Linked DNA regions of Homo sapiens: region 1 is linked to region 2. Evidence: read pairs that join two places in POLR2A ChIA-PET (ENCODE). Cell type or tissue: HepG2. All regions are shown on one strand.

Region 1 (8,000 bases), 78 kb after region 2:
CCCTTGGCCAATTCCTCTTTTCCTAGAGACCCTCACTCAGTGCCTGGAATCCAGCCCCTGGGTTGGCCTCCTTCTGCCAAAGTTGTCATGACTGGCCTGAATCCATGCCTCCCACCTGCCCTGATCAGCTCACACACTGTGCCACCAGCCAGGGGTCAGGTGGCTAGTGCAGATCACCTGCTCACCTAACTCTCTAATTCCCTTATCCACCATCTCCAGGTCTGACACTGCTTTCCTGTGTCCAATGGATTCATCTCTGCTCTGGGCCCCAGTGACCCTTTGAGCTCCATTCCGTCCCTTTTCCCTTCTCTCACCATTTTTCTGGCCTCCAAGGAAGTTCTAATACCCACCTGACACGTTTCAAAGATTAATGCACAATGGATTATATCTAGAACTTGAAAAGTGTGAGAAAAATCCAAGAGATGAGAAAGGCTCTGATAGAAACAGTAGCAAGTTCAGCAGTCTTCCTATAGAGATTTGGCCAATTACCGAAAACACTTTCTTTGGCTGAAAAGCTCACCATTGAATCAGACTTGGGGAAGAACGTGCTGTAATGTTAAACCCCAAAGGGCCACTCTTTGCCCTGAGCCCTGATTTCATCTGTAATTCCTCGATGGTTATCTGAGGTATGCTACCTGTGAGGATGTGAGGGCTCCCAACAAAAGCAAATAACTCATTGAGAAGCTGGAGGCAGCACTTTCAGCCTGAGTTTGTCTTTTCTCTCTTTTCCGGATGTGGGTCTTTATATGTCTGTCATCCCAAATTCAGCAGCCCGCAGCAGTGCTGGTTTGAAACCGACTTATGAGCCGATAGGTATTGCTACGGGGAGATGCGTGGCTCGGATGTTAATTGCTCATTAGCCATCTGTGTGTGCCGTACTTCAGTTAAAAGACAAGAGAAAGAATGTGAGCCACTGATACCTGGGAGTCCAGCTACCAACACACATGGAAACCATCCGGGGAGACCTCAGGTTCAATCCACAGCTTGGCCACATATTTATTCCTCACTAAAATAACATCTGGCTTTCATTTTTCGGTGACAACTCGTTTGGACAAGACCTTGAGTAGGTTAAAAAAAAAAAAAAAAAAAAAACTTAGACTTTCTACCCTTCCCCCAGCCTTGGGGAGCTAAACTTTAAGTTCTTTTGTGAGCCAAGGGTGTGAATAAATTGGTGTGAAGACAGCAAGCAGGGTGTAAACAAGGAATTCTTTCTTTCTTCTTATTAAAAGACAATGACTCTCTCAAGAATTCACACACTCTCCACTTGTAAGCAGGGCAGAGTTCCTGGGGAAAATATAGAGCAAATTATGCCTAGGTCCCAGGAGCTCACAGCTGAAGTACGTGGCAATCCCAGGGCTCGACTTTGTGGCTGAGGGATTGGGACCCCAGTGTTGGATGACTGGGTTTGGGGAGCATATTTGAATGTTGTAGTAATCCAGGAGAACATGACACCATTGCCACAAACACTCTACAGGTCTAATGAAGAGCTAGTGGCCCTGATCCAGCCTGGGGTTCCTGGGGGCCCTTGGTACAACACAAGTTCCTGGAAGTCAGGGGCATTTATCTCCTGGGTTCTTTACTGCACGCTCAACACCAGTGTCTGCTGCAGTAGGCAACGAACCAGTAATTGCTGAATCAATGAGCATATGAATACAACACACAGGCCGCTCTGTGATTCTAACCCCTACCTATGGCCACATCTCTTCCAAAGTATACCCACAATTCCGAGAGGTGGGAGGTCATTAACCATGTGGTAAAAAAGGATCATTGAGACAAAAAGACAATATTCCTCACTGGCTGAAACACACAGAACAGAGATGGAATGGCAGCTGCTGTTTCCCGGCTGTCCAGCTAAGACATTTCTGAGGAAGAAATGGGTGAGGTTGCACAGAAAGCAAGACCTTTCACAGAAAGCGAGACCTTTTCGTCTCACACCCAAACTTGAAATTTAATTCAGTGCCTAACATGGGCAGAGCATGTTGCAAAATGCTTTGGAGGTCTCCGAGTAGTGAAGAAAGAAGAAGGTGTCTGCTTTTGGACTTCCTTGAAGATATTTTCATAGGCCATGCTCCTTTCTACCAAGGACTGTTTGTACCAGCTGCATGCTTACTGTATGTCCTTCAAATGTCCCCATATTCTTTTGAGTCACTTCAGATCTTTGCTTAATCATCATTATCTCAGGAAAGCCACAAGATATCACCTTCGCCATGAATTGGTAAGTGGATGGCTGCCAGGCAATTGTGCATGATATCACACCTTAGACCCAGCAAAACAAACTAGATAACAAAGCCAGCCAAGGCTATGTGGCTGCCTAGTTGAGAGCCTTGTGACTCAAAACATGGGCCAGAGACCAGCAGCATCAGCATCTTCTAGGAGTCTGTGAGAAACTCAGCACCTCAGGCCATGCCCCAGATCTGCTGATTCTGACTCTGCCTGTCAATCACAACCACATCTCCAGGTGACTGGCGGGAACATTAAGGGATTGAGAGTTTAGAGCTCTGCAGCTAGATTGCCTAAACTCTGGTTCTGCACTCACTAGCTCTGTGACCTTAGGCGAGTGATTTAACACCCCTAAAACTCCATTTCTTCATCTAGGCAAAGGGGGAGACTTACAGAGCTAACTCACTGGGTAGTTCTGAGTCTTACTTAAGATCATGCGTATAGATGTGGTTAACACAGAGCTTGCAGCTGGTAATTGCTGAATTCATGCTACCCATGGTTGTTAAAAACTCAGTGTTCAAGGCAGAATGCAGAATGCTGGTCCAACTGAGTACTCTTTAGGTAATGAGATGTTTAAAAAGGGATACAACTGGTAACATTAAGATGAGGTTGCCACCAACCCAGCCACGGTCTCCAGCTGCAATGATTTATCACTGAAATGTTGGGAGGCTCCAATCCTGCAACAGTATGTGAACCAGATCAGATCTGGCCCATCCTCTTAGACTTACAGTTCAAGACAGACAAGATTAGGTCCAGAGCCAATGTAAACAACAGAATGGACCCTGAATCTCTCTCCTGATTAGATCAGCAAACACACCAGCGCTGCCGCCTTAGGACACATTCCCCCAGGACAGAGGCACACATGAAGCAGCTCCAGCCCTGCCCAGGGGTGGTTTATTATCAGAAGAAAAAAGACCACAGGAGACGACTGTCCCACCTCCAGCACAGACCACAGCCTCTGCTGACAGGCAGAATAAGGTTCCAGTGTAACAGCAGCAACTCCTAACCTTCCTCGAATGCATTCTGCCAGTGCTATAAGTACATTGTAGGTTTTAATTAATTTAATCCCCCAACATGCCTAGAAGGTGCAGACCATTATTAATCTCGCTTTACAGACAATAAAACTGAAGCTCGGAAAACTGAAGTTACGTGTCATACAACTCATCACACTACTGGTAAGTGGCTGAAACAGGACTTCTGTCAGGTGCAGAATGCACCTCTCACCTTATCTGTGCCTTCATCAACCAACACCTACCTGCTATCTGTCCATCCTGTTTGGGTGGGGAGCTATCTGAGCTGTGCAGAGGTGGCAGGGGTGGGCCCTGCTGAGGAATGCAGCAAGGGGCTCACCCCACGACCCACAGATGCATGACCCTGCCCAAGGGAGGGCTTCTCATCTTACTCAGCCTCAGCTAGAAGCCAGTGGTGACACATTCCGGGGTGTCTATTCCTATCCTGAGATAGAGCCACATGGAAATTCAAAAGATGAAATCGCAGAAGCAGTTTATCACCCAAGTATAAAGACAGGCATCTGTCAACAAAGGAACATGATCATAGCTGAGTGTTCCTTGAGTGGCTTTTCCTTCATTGCTCTCAAAGCCTTTTGAGATCTCGAAAAGTCTCCAGTGGGCAAGACTTGACATTCTATGTGTGAGACACAGATGCAGAATCAGACATGGATACCGTGATTCGCTGCTACATGCCGGTGTCTTCAGCTCACGTCTGCTCACTCACACACGAGGTGACCAATCCCAATGATGGGGATCCTGTCCCAGCCCCCAGTTCTCCAGCAGTGTCTCCTGGCTCCCCTCTTTAGACCCAGCACCACTCTCATTCTTGCAAGCCACCTGACTCATGGCTTTCCCATTCACCTCCTGCCCTGTCCTTGGTACCCCACATTGCTCTGGACACCACAGTGCCCTGTATAGCCACTGGTCCCATGGCGGGGATCCTCAGGCAGAGAGAAGATACTAAAATCAACTCACTTGCAAACAGGCCCTCTTCCTCACAAACTGGAAGATGGATCCTAGCCAAATGGAAAAAAAAAAAAAAGCTTAAATTTTTAGGTTTTAAAAAAATCAATGTAAGGAAAATTCTCAAATGGTTGAAAAATATTCAATCTACAGTAGGCCTTGGGGATGTGTATTTTTTTGGCTAGGGGACCTCCTGAGTTTCTTTAATCACACCAAATAAATGATTCTCTTCTCCAACTATGGATAAGGCTGGCTCTGATTGGTATATGAGATCACACACATATATATTCTCTCTCATAAGTTTGTATAAGAGTAATTTCTGGAAGCATATAAAAGACAGACGACAATAGCTACATTTGGAAAGGGGAACCAGAAATTGGGTAAGGCAGGAATATTTATCTTTTATATTATCTTCTAATCCTTGAGAGTTTTGCACCATGAATATGTACTTCTACTTTCAATTTCAAAAGTAGTCAATAGTAACAATAAAAATACATGAACTTGCTGAGAGAAATATGGTCATCTCACATGCCTGCTCCAAACTGGCTCATCAAACCAACCCTACTCCCAAAGCTTGGTGCAGGTGTCAGCCAACATGGGACAGTGTCCTTCAGGTCACTCGATCTATACAATCCTACTACCCCCCAACTTCTCCCTTCTGTACCAGCCCCTTCTGGCATCTGACCCTTCACTTGGCTCCCATTTCCAGCTCTCACTCTTTGTATTAATCAACTGATCTGGTTTCTCGAGACAAAGTGCTTTGCCCCATGATGTGCCCTCAGGCTTTTTCTTAGGGTGGGACACCCCTGAGATCCCTAACCCATAGGGTCCCACTGCAGTCATTGTGAGGGCTCAGGATTCCAGAACCCATTTTCTCTATCAGGCAATTTTGCCTTTGTGCTAGTTTCTGATTTCTTTGTATAATCAAACTTAAGCTCTTTTAGAGCTCAAAGTGCAAGAGCAAATCTACTTGAGGTTTGAAATCCTGGCTCACACCAACAGAAGAAAATCTCATGATTCCATTAGAGCAAATATGGCTCAGAAAATTCGTGCTTTCTCTCTGGCTCCGGCTCTTTTGTTTATGCACTGTTTCTTCCCATTCAACAGGCTGTCATTATGTGAGTGTCAATACACTGGGCAGAATCGTGGACATGATGTATCAGTGTTGAGGGCTACCAGAATTAGAACATAAAGACCACTTAACTCAGAACCAAATCAGGGAGCCCACAGATTAGTCACCAGAGAGATGCCAAGACAATGTTAGTCTACTCAGTGCACTCAACAGTATTACACATCTGAATGGGTGTTAGGCTCCCCCAGGGGCGCAGGGTGGGATTTATTCACTGCTTCTGTTGCAAGGGTGGGTGGTCACTACCCCAGCTCCTCTCAGGTGATGTGTGGTGTGTGACTTGCCTTCAGACATCCTTCGCCCTCCGTTCCTCCTCTGACTCCCCCGCCAGCCATCAGTTCCTAGTGCTGTGTCTGCCTTTCATCACGTCTTGGTATCCCTCTTCCAATGCCAATGCACAGAGTGGGATGTGCACACTTCACTGAGAAGCTCCTTTCTTCCCACTATGTCTCTGCCTCATCCAGACAGTCAAGGTTGCAGAGATTGCTTTACATCTTAATGATACTGGGAAATACATAGGATGTACAGAGATTGCTTTACATCTTAATGACACCGGGAAATACATAGGATGTACAGGACAACAATTTCATTAAAAGTCCATTATGGCTTGGCTGTGTGGTTGAGCCATGCAAGTTAATGACCAGGTGTTGTCAAATACTCAAAAGCCCTTGGCTTACCTCCTTGAATAATAAACTGACTTGGGTCCTTGGGGATGTGTGTTGAAGTACACCTAGGATGGCGGCTTTTGAGATTTTTAATCATTCACATACTACCTTGTTATTCTTTCTATGTATTATCTGTATGATTTAATATATTTCTGTGAATTAATTCCTGTTTCATTTTTACTTAAATGTCTGCTATATCTTTGTCCTAAGCAAAAGTATCTGTAGGGTCATGCATTTGAAAAGCTGTGTATCTAACATACATCACCAAAAAAATCCATGAAAATACTATGCTGGCTACACCTTGGGGCACGTAGAAGGAAAATAATGACTCAGAAGTCAATAGACTCCATTGTGTCTTTATATTTCCCACCATTGCTAGTAAAGAATCGTACACACAGTACATGCTCAATATCAATTTGGTGATTATTGATTAGATCTCAGGTGACAATTACTTGTCAGGATTGTGATGAAAGAAAAAAAAGATAGTTCAGGATCTAATCTAAGCAAATTATTTCCTTGATTTCTAGGCCTTGAGACTTGGAAGCTACTGAAAAAAACACCTCAGTTTTTGGTTCAAGTAGAAGGGTCTAAGAAAACTGACAAGCTATGCCGTAACTTACTCTTAGTAAAACAACAAAGCACTCAGGAAAGCTTAGCTTGCAAAACATAATGCAGAATTTTTGCTTTAGGAAGAATGTCTCCAGATCCAGTCCTTTCATGCAGTGTTGGTATATGCAGAGCCATTACATGAATGCAGGTTAGCACTTCAGCCATTGTCACCCAGAGAGAAGCACCAGGAGCCATGGTGAAATCTCCCCAGCCCACCGTTGACCAAAGTTGGTTGTTAACCAAAATGGCTGAGACATGGGAGTTCACTCAACAAGGAGACAGATGGCCAAAACCGAATGGGAAGGTCTGCTTCTCACCGGAGAAACTAGACGCTACATGGAAAATTCCATGCCACAGTTCAAAGGGGCACTGTGACCTAATAAATTTAGCTGCATGGGTTATTAAAGGCAACTGTAAATTCAGTCCGGATTTTTTTTTCCTGTGCTTTTCCCACAGCTGAAACACATGTTAAACCAGAGAGAATTCCCAGGGAAGCTCAGTGCCTGTTTTGATAGCATCTGACATACCATGTGCCGGGATGAGAAATACCTCTGTAAATGACTTGTTGCCAAAACCAAGATCCCAGGAACACCAGCCTAGCATCTCTGCAGAAAGCCTTGGAGTGGGGATGCTATGACCTCTAGGTAAAGAACGAGTGACTGAATCTGCAGTCTGCAGCCAGCCAGAGTTGGGGACCTTTCCTTTTGCTGGCTGGTTCTAACACCTAATCTCACCAAGGAACCTCTGTTAGAAAGTGAATAATTCATGTGCTCTTCCTCTATGGCGTTTAGCAGCGTAGGTGTCCTGCCAAGTCAAACAAAAGTGATAGAGACGTGCAGTTAGGGATTAGTGCAAATCAGGACTCCTACCTGATGGGATTTAGCTCTGTTCAGGCCTCTATACTGCAACCTGGGTGATCTGAGGGTCAGAAAACCAAGTGCAAAGGCAGGGCTCAGGCTTCAGTAAGCATCACACTGGAGTCATATACATAGCCTGTCTTTTATTTCTCCTTGAGCTTTTTAGGAGAGACCTTTGGAGATAAAAAAGATTTTGAAATTCCAAAAATGATGTACAAAATGGGTCCTTGTCAAATAAATCAACCAAGAAAAACAAAACCAGCAAAGAGATTGCTTTTTTTTTCCAAGGGCTGACTCAGAGATCTGTTTCTGTAGAAATGCCTGTGAATCTGTCTTCCGGACCATCTGCAGGAATATCATGGAGGGAAAGGAGGAGGCTGCAGGCAATGGGGAGGGCTGATAAATGGGTCCTTCACCTTTGTTTCTGCCTCTAGAGGCTGTGTACAAGGTACACAAAAGAAACAGGCTTTTGACATTGTAATCATATCTCGTCTTTTACTAAGTAGTCTTAAGAAGATACATCGGATTAGGAAATGGCAAGATCATT
Region 2 (8,000 bases):
CTGGGCCCTTGTCTCACCTCTCTCTCATTTACTAGATCTCACCTGGCCCCTGAGTGGGACATGTGATTTAACAGAGAAGGGAGTCATGCAAAACCAAAAACTATCAAGATAGATGCCTGGGTTTGGATCCTGGCTCAGCACATCTGTGGGCCAATTACATAAACACTCTAGGCCTCAGTTTTCTCATCTGGAAAATGGGGCAATAGCAGCAGATGCTGTTGGTACACCACCCAATTCCCCTTTTCTGTGTTGGTGCATTTGACCCTGGCTGCTGTGAAGTTTGGCTGCTAACAGCTCAATATAGCCCTTGCAATATGGGAGCTCTCCCGTAAACGCATGGGACTTATACCCCACCCTGTCCTGGGCGATGTGACCTACAGCCAATGACTGGTGGACGGAAAAGAGCGGAAGCCCTGCCCCCTTGCCTCAAGTGAGAACAGATCTGTGGTGCCATTCGCATGGGTCCTCCTGTGGTGTCAGGCTAAGGCTAGACTTTTCCTGCAGCCACATATCTGCCTGGCTTCCTCCCCTGTCTTCTCCTGCTGCCCCCATTTCTTTAACCCCTTCCCCCCTAGAGCACTTCCTACACAAATCCCTTGCACAAGAATCCCTGGTTCAGGTTCTGCCTCTGGGAAAGTGATCTAAGACAACTGCCTTATAGAACTGCTGGGAAGATTAAATGAGATAATGTCCAGAAAATGCTTATGTCAGAGCCTGGCACATGTTAAGTTCCCACGTTGCAACTGCTCTGTCCTGACGTCTGGGATAGAGCTTGTCCGATGGCACTGCGAGCCTTGCGTGTTCTCCCCTCTGTGGTTCCACTCGTGCTATCTCATGCCCCCACGCATGGCACACTTGCATGGCATATCCAGCAACACATTCTGGGTATCCCACAATCTCTGACTTGCGAGTCAAGCAAGTGCTTCGCAATGAAAATGCCCTAAGTGATATTATCATGGGGAAATTGTTCGAAGTCTTAAAGTGATCACTTGAAAGCTCCAGGACTATCCTAAGAGGTTGCTCATGACTGATGGCAGTGGACAACTGATGTCCACATCCAGCCCCACTGCTCCAGCCTTTCTTGGAGACCTTCTCCAGGCCCAGACCCTCTTTTCTCAGCTTCCTGAAGAGATCACAGTTCCTTCCCTCACTTTTCACCAGCATGTCTCAAGACTGGAGACAAGTCCTCTGTCACTGGTGATTTCTCCCTGGGTACTACTGCCCAGTGCCATGAGCACCAGCCTTGGGGGTAAGATTGTTTTCTCAAAGCCCTAAAGTTGAAGGAAGACTTTCTTGTGTACCTAGCACTGTGCTCTTAGAAACAGAACTACAGAAAAATACAAGGTTTGGTCCTTGTCCTCAAGAAACTTAGGGTAGGCCAAAGGATCCAAGAAGCACTATTTATTGAATGAGAAGAATGGTGATTAACAAAATGGAATATTTATTGAGAATTTACTACGCATCAAGTTTTTGCAAACTACTTTTTATGTGTGATGTTATCTAATCCTTACAGCTCTTCCAGCATCATCATCATCCTAGTTTCTCAGACCTCTGAAATATCAAGAGGTCAGGGAGCATGCCTGGGTTACACAGCTAGCCAGCAACAGCAGGATTCATCCCAGGCCATCTGATCCCAGCCCCACACTCAGCTACTAAGCTCTACTCCTTCCAGCACTAGCCCACCCCCCCAGGGGCTCCTAGTTGAGCAATCAAAACAAAACATGGGTATAAGGAACAGAATTCCAGAAAAACTGCAATGAGCAAAATACACCAGGAAATAGTTAGTGATGGAGGGAACACGAGGTGCTGACAATATCATACAGGGCCAAATTGTGAGACTGAGGCACTTCTGGGAAGAATGGGGACTCCTTTTCCACTCTTGCCAGCAGCTAGTAACCCCTTCCATCCCTGCCAAAACAGAATGCCGCTGAAGAATGCTACAAGAGAAAGCAATCTATCTGCCAGCATCCCAGGAACCTGTTCTGTGCCAGATACCCTCGCGAGCAAATATTGATATATTAACCGCAGCTCAGACACTGTAAGTGCAGCTAACATGCCTCAGTAGGGAGGGGCGGGCTGGCCTGCTGCCACCTCTCCAAGGCCTTCATCACAGCCAGAAATGGGTCCTTCTTCCTGGTGGAGGAATCTCTGCAGGGCCCTAGAACCAAGGCTGACTGGGGAGCAAGAGTCCAGGGAATACTAAAATAAAGTCCTGACGGTGGGCAAGTGGCACAGGCAGCTGGAGATGGGGCGAAGGTGTGCTCACAAAGAGCTCCGGGGCCAGGTGCGGTGGCTCACGCCTGTAATCCCAGCACTTTGGGAGACCAAAGTGGGCAGATCACGAGGTCAGGATTTCGAGACCAGCCTGGCCAACATGGTAAAACCCCGCCTCTACTAAAAATGCAAAAAAAAAAAAAAAAAAAAAAAAAAGCCAGGCATGGTGGTGTGTGCCTGTAGTCCCAGCTACTCGGAGGCTGAGACAGCAGAATTGCTTGTACCTGGGAGGCGGAGGTTGCAGTGAGCAGAGATTGCGCCATTGCACTCTGGCCTGGGCAACAAGAGTGAAACTCTAACTCAAAAAAAAAAAAAAAAAAAAAAAAAAAAAGACGCAGGCGGTCAGGCACGGTGGCTCACATCCACCTGTAATCCTTAAACTTTGGGAGCCTGAGGCAGAGGATCACTTGAGGCCAGGAGTCTGAGACCAGCCTGGACTACATAGTGAGACCCTGTGTCTACAAAGAGAGAAAAAAGTAGCTGGGCATGGCTGTGTGCCTGTAGCCCCAACCTCTCAGGAGGCTGAGGGGAGAATCTCTTGAGTCCAGAAGGTCTAGGCTGCAGTGAGCCATGATCACGCCGTCGCATTCCAATGTGGGTCACAGAGTGAGAGACCCTCTCTCAAAAAAGAATAATGCAGGCCAAAGTTTAGACCAACCATACCCCTCTCCCATTCAAAACCTCAGTGGTTCCTCACTGCCTTCTAAATTAAATATAAAACTCTTTAAATCTGGCCATCACCCTACAGTAGAACCCTACCCTTGAATCCAATCTCCATCTTGTCATCTTCATGCCCTATGCAAACTAATCCTCTTGTCATATCCAAAACAATTCCTTTTCACAATGCGATAAACTCAACTTACGTTTTTTCCTTTCTTTTTGCTCCCATATTGATCAGAATCTGACCTATCCTTCAAGACTCAGCTCGATGCTACCTGTTCCAAGAAGATTTCACTATTCCCTTTGCTTTGGGGATCCTTTCTCCCTCAAAATAGAATAGAAATAGAATTAGGTCTACCCCGACATGACCCCCAAATCATGGAACTATACACAAAGACATACTGACTACGACATCACCCCACAAATAAACAAAAACAAAAGGAAACTTAAAGCAAATCCACTGCAACAAAGCTGATTTTAGGATCTTAATTCTGCCTCTTTCCTTGCCACCTCCCCATCTTTGAAAAGGTTTTGTCCAGGCCTGAGACCTCAGAGACTGTAAGATTTTTTTTTGTTGTTTGTTTTGTTTTTTTTTTTGTTTTTTGATAAAGTCAGGTCAGGCTGGGTGTGGTGGCTCATGCCTGTAATCCCAGTACTTTGGGAGGCCAAGGTGGGCAGATCACGAGTTCAGGAGATCGAGACCATCCTGGCTAACACGGTGAAACCCTGTGTCTACTAAAAATACAAAAAATTAGCCAGGCGTGGTGGCGGGTGCCTGTAGTCCCAGCTACTCTGGAGGCTGAGGCAGGGTAATGGCTTGAACCCGGGAGGCGGAGCTTGCAGTAAGCCGAGATCGCGCCATTGCACTCCAGCCTGGGTGGCAGAGTGAGACTCTGTCTCAAAAAAAGAAAAAAAAAAAAGTTAACATCTCAGCCCAGAGCGGTGGCTCATGCCTGTAATCCCAGCACTTTGAGAGGCCGAGGCAGATGGATCACAAGGTCAGGAGATCGAGACCATCCTGACCTACATGGTGAAAACCCATCTCTACTAAAAATACAAAAATTAGCTGGGCGTGGTAGCGCATGCCTGTAATCCCAGCTACTCGGGAGGCTGAGGCAGGAGAATAGCGTGAACCTGGGAGGCAGAGCTTGCAGTGAGCCAAGATCGCACCAGTGCACTCCAGCCTGGGCGGCAGAGCGAGACTCCTACTCAAAAAAAAAATAAAAATAAAAATAAAAATAAAAATAAATAAATAAATAAATAAATAAATAAATAAATAAATAAAGTCAGGTCATGAGGGTGCATAATTCCACGGTGATTTCCCATCCATTGCACATTCACTGTGAATAGAAGCTAAAACTTAACCAGTTAACTTTATTTATACTCTGGATGGAGCCTTCTCTTTTAATAAAACAGAATCCGTTAAGGATTATAAACAAACAGTGTTTTATGAACTAAAACTGCAGTGCACTAGTCACTCAAGGGTAAAAACAGGGCTCTGGGTAGCTCAGCCAGCTATAAATAAAGATAAGGCCCTGCCAAGCAGGGACTTGGGCAGAGTAATTGCTGACTCCATAATCAGCTTCTCTCGTCTTCCTTCAGGCCCACAAATCACTCAGGTGTTGGGTCACTGCCCACTGGATTCAGCCCAGAGACACAGTGAAATAGCAAAGCAGTTCATTAGCTCTAAGACTGAGAGTATAAACTGGGACTCCTGGAATGACTAGGTTCCAAGTCAAACTATGGTGCGCCACCCCTGGCACTTGCATGGCTGGCCAAGCTGGGTCAACAGAACCCATAGGGTGAGCCTGTGCTACACTCTGGACATAAGCCCTAACTGGGGGATTTCACTAATGTTCATGTCTCTGCTAAACTTTGCCACCCTCTATGGGAAAACCTGCTCCTACCCCCACACCTACTCCTCACTCCAACCATGAGGTGGAGACTGTCAATAGCTCCAACTCAGGTCTTGGCCACAGTAATTGGTCCACGTGATAGGCATGTACTCCAAGCTGAGTCAATAATCTGTGATGGAGATTGTTCAAATTGGAGCTGGAAGAGAATGTTTCTTTCCAGGTTGGTCAGTAATAAAAGAATATATCTTTGGAGCTGCCAGAGGCCACCTTTCTTGCTATGTGAAGGGAGCCCATCTGCCCCAGGGAGAATGATGCTGAGATGCAAAAGGAAGCAGATAGGAAAGGAGGGTGGATCCTAATAGCCAGTAAGTCCCTATTTTTAATGTAAGTTGTGTCTCTGCCACTTTAACCCAAATAAACCTTATTAATACTATCTTCAGCTGAAAAGCAGATTATGAAACATTTAGCAAGTATATCATCATTAACTGAGCACCTACTAGGTGCCAGATACTGTACCATGCCATTCAGTAATAACAATGTAATTGTTGTTACTATTTATTCTGGATTTACAGTTTGCTAAGGGCATTCCATGGAATGTCATTTAATCCAAACACCACCAATAGATAGACAGTCTCACCTTCCTTTTGAAGATGTAGAAACTGATTCTTAAAGAGGTTAAATACCATCATCAAGTTATGTGGCTAAAGGTTAGTACAGCTAGGATATAAACTCAATCTGACACCAAAGTCGATGCCCTAACCCTCACACTACATTGCTGCAGTATGATTTCAACTTTGTTTGCATAAATAGTATGTATGCATTGGCCGGGTGCAGTGGCTCATACCTGTAATCCCAGCACTTCGGGAGGCCGAGGTGGGTGGATGACCTGAGGTCAGGAGTTCAAGACCAGCCCAGCCAACATGGCGAAAACCCGTCTCTACTAAAAAATACAAAAAATTAGTCGGGCATTGTGGTGCATGCCTGTAATCCCATCTACTCAGGAGGCTGAGGCCCGAGAATCACTTGAACCTGGGAGGTGGAACTGCAGTGAGCCGAGATCGTGCCATTGCACTCCAGCCTGGGTGACAGAGCCAGAAAACGAAAAAAAACAACAAAAACAGTATGTATGCACATGTGTGTGTGATGCATGCATTAATATATATCAGGGAGAGAGAAAGTGAGAGAGCACTCACAATGGGCAGAGTCACATGGCTCCATGGCAAAAAGTGGAGAGAAAATACAGAAATATCAAAGTAGAATGTCCTATTCTCTCAGCTGCCAACAGTAAGTAGTGTGAGTTAAGGACTATGATTCCAGCTTTGACTCTCCACTGTAAGAGAAAAGCAAGGTGCATAGTAGAATCTCCATGGTGTAGATGAGACAAGGGAATACCATTTTTATTTTATGGATGGGAAAAATGAGGGCCATTATGGTATCTCTGCTTCTTCCCATTGTCTTGTGACACTCACCTCGCCCAGCTCTGTGCCCTTTATTTTCCATTCTTTGAAGGTCACACTCGTTCCTGTCTTGGGGTCCTTGTACATGTTCTTCCCTAGGAGCAGAATGCTCCTTCCCTCCCATGTTTACCTTGCTGAGTTCCACTCCCGATCTCGGCCCCCAAGTCCCTTTGTCGGGGCCATCTTTCCTCATTACTGTCATGGCCCCTGCTTTACGTTCCCATAGTCTCTGTACTTTTCCTTTTGCAAATGTTTCACTGCTTCTAATTATTTATTTGGGTTATTGCTTCATTAACATCCGGCTCTCCCACCTGAGTATAAACTCTTAAAGGCATGGAACATGCTTGTCATCCTCACCATTTCATCCCAAGTATCTAGCACAGCGTCTAGATGCTCTCAATAAATGTTTGACAAGTAAGTGAATGATGGAAGGTGTGTTTAGAATGACACTGAAATAAAAAGTGCCCCTAACATGTGAATCCTCAGGAAGGGTCTGGTCTCTTTGGGAAGCCATGTCCACCACCCAAGGCCCTGGGCCACTGAGCTCAGTCCAGGCCTTCGGGCTGACTTCTATGGCAGGAGAATGCCCAATGGCCAAGACCTCAAAACCCAAGACCCGCAAGACGCAAAGTCCTGCAACCTGGGCAGAAAAAGACGGGCTTTGTCCTAAGCCCTACCCTGCAACAGCAGTTACGAATTGAGAAAAGAAGTAGCAAGACGGAAAATGTTGCCTGCCTGGGACGATGCATGCTCCTTCCCTCCCACCTTCCTTAATCTGCCAGGGAGCACCTTTTACATCCAGCCTGATTATGTTTAACCATGGGCTTTTTGTCTTCACCTTATAATTACCGCCGTTTTAAACCAAGGCACAAAATTAATTGCCCCTTAATGAAGGAGGGTAGCAATTAAGGGCAGCGAACCTTGTGAGGAAGGAGAAACACACATTTGTTCAAGGTGCATCATCAGAAGCCCGACTTTGGAGGCATCGTCATTATGGTTGTAATTATTTTCCAAGGCTGCGTGACACCTCCTTAGACCTGACCAGAATTGCCGGGCTCTGGAGAAACCCATTGTTTCTTCAGAGTTAATTAGAGTCCAATTTGGAGCTTCCTGTCTCCTGGACTACAGAGGAAACACAATTTATTATTGCTCGATGCCCACTAGGTCTGCTGAGGACAGGGGCCTTTCCGGTAGAGACATTGCAGGGCGTGTCAGTTTCTTCCCAGGTCAATGTTGCTTCTAAGGTATACATGTGCAGATGCTAGAGATGCCCAAAGCTGCAGGCAAAGCCCACAGACCTCCACTTAATGAGGCTCTCCATGTAAAAGGAAGCACACCTATGTTATTAGCCTTCTAGTAAATCAGCTACAATTAACTTCTTTATAGCTAAGGGGCCCAGCCACATACATTGGGCTCCTTGTCACCCGTTAACAGAGCTAATGACCTCAGATGGCTAAGAAACAGAGAGGGATGCTCTGTATGGATAAAACTGCATACTCATACATGCAGAGTAATAACCTATTCCTGCCAGCTTCTGGGCTCTGGAATAATGCTCAAGTCTCAAAGCTGAAGATGATAACATATCAACAACAACAATAACAGCTAACACACACTGGCCAGGCACAGTGGCTCACACCCATAAACCCAGCACTTTGGGAGGCCAAGGCGGACAGATTGCCTGAGGTCAGGAGCTCGAGGCCAGCCTGGCCAACATGGTGAAACCCCATCTCTACTAAAAATACAAAAATTAGCC

The links. ChIA-PET counts read pairs that join two places held together with the same protein. Peaks named below come from ENCODE experiments on the same cell type or tissue, not always from the same donor. Only the 100,000 strongest peaks of a DNase experiment are listed, where the experiment ranks them.
Region 1: POLR2A ChIA-PET joins it to region 2 with 6 read pairs; 2 of 35 experiments call an interaction of 5 or more read pairs at or near these places.

What each region holds. Positions count from the first base shown.
Region 1 is chr5:169,216,061-169,224,060 of GRCh38, forward strand. The region is part of intron 3 of SLIT3 (slit guidance ligand 3); the gene reads right to left. Among named protein-coding and RNA genes, the nearest start is that of MIR585, 44 kb to the right of the region's middle. In HepG2, no CTCF peak of the experiment used is centred here; a DNase peak (open chromatin) is centred at 3,031.
Region 2 is chr5:169,137,905-169,145,904 of GRCh38, forward strand. The region is part of intron 4 of SLIT3 (slit guidance ligand 3); the gene reads right to left. Among named protein-coding and RNA genes, the nearest start is that of MIR585, 120 kb to the right of the region's middle. RefSeq lists a silencer at 3,879-4,047. In HepG2, no CTCF peak of the experiment used is centred here; no DNase peak of the experiment used is centred here; H3K27me3 peaks cover 871 bases.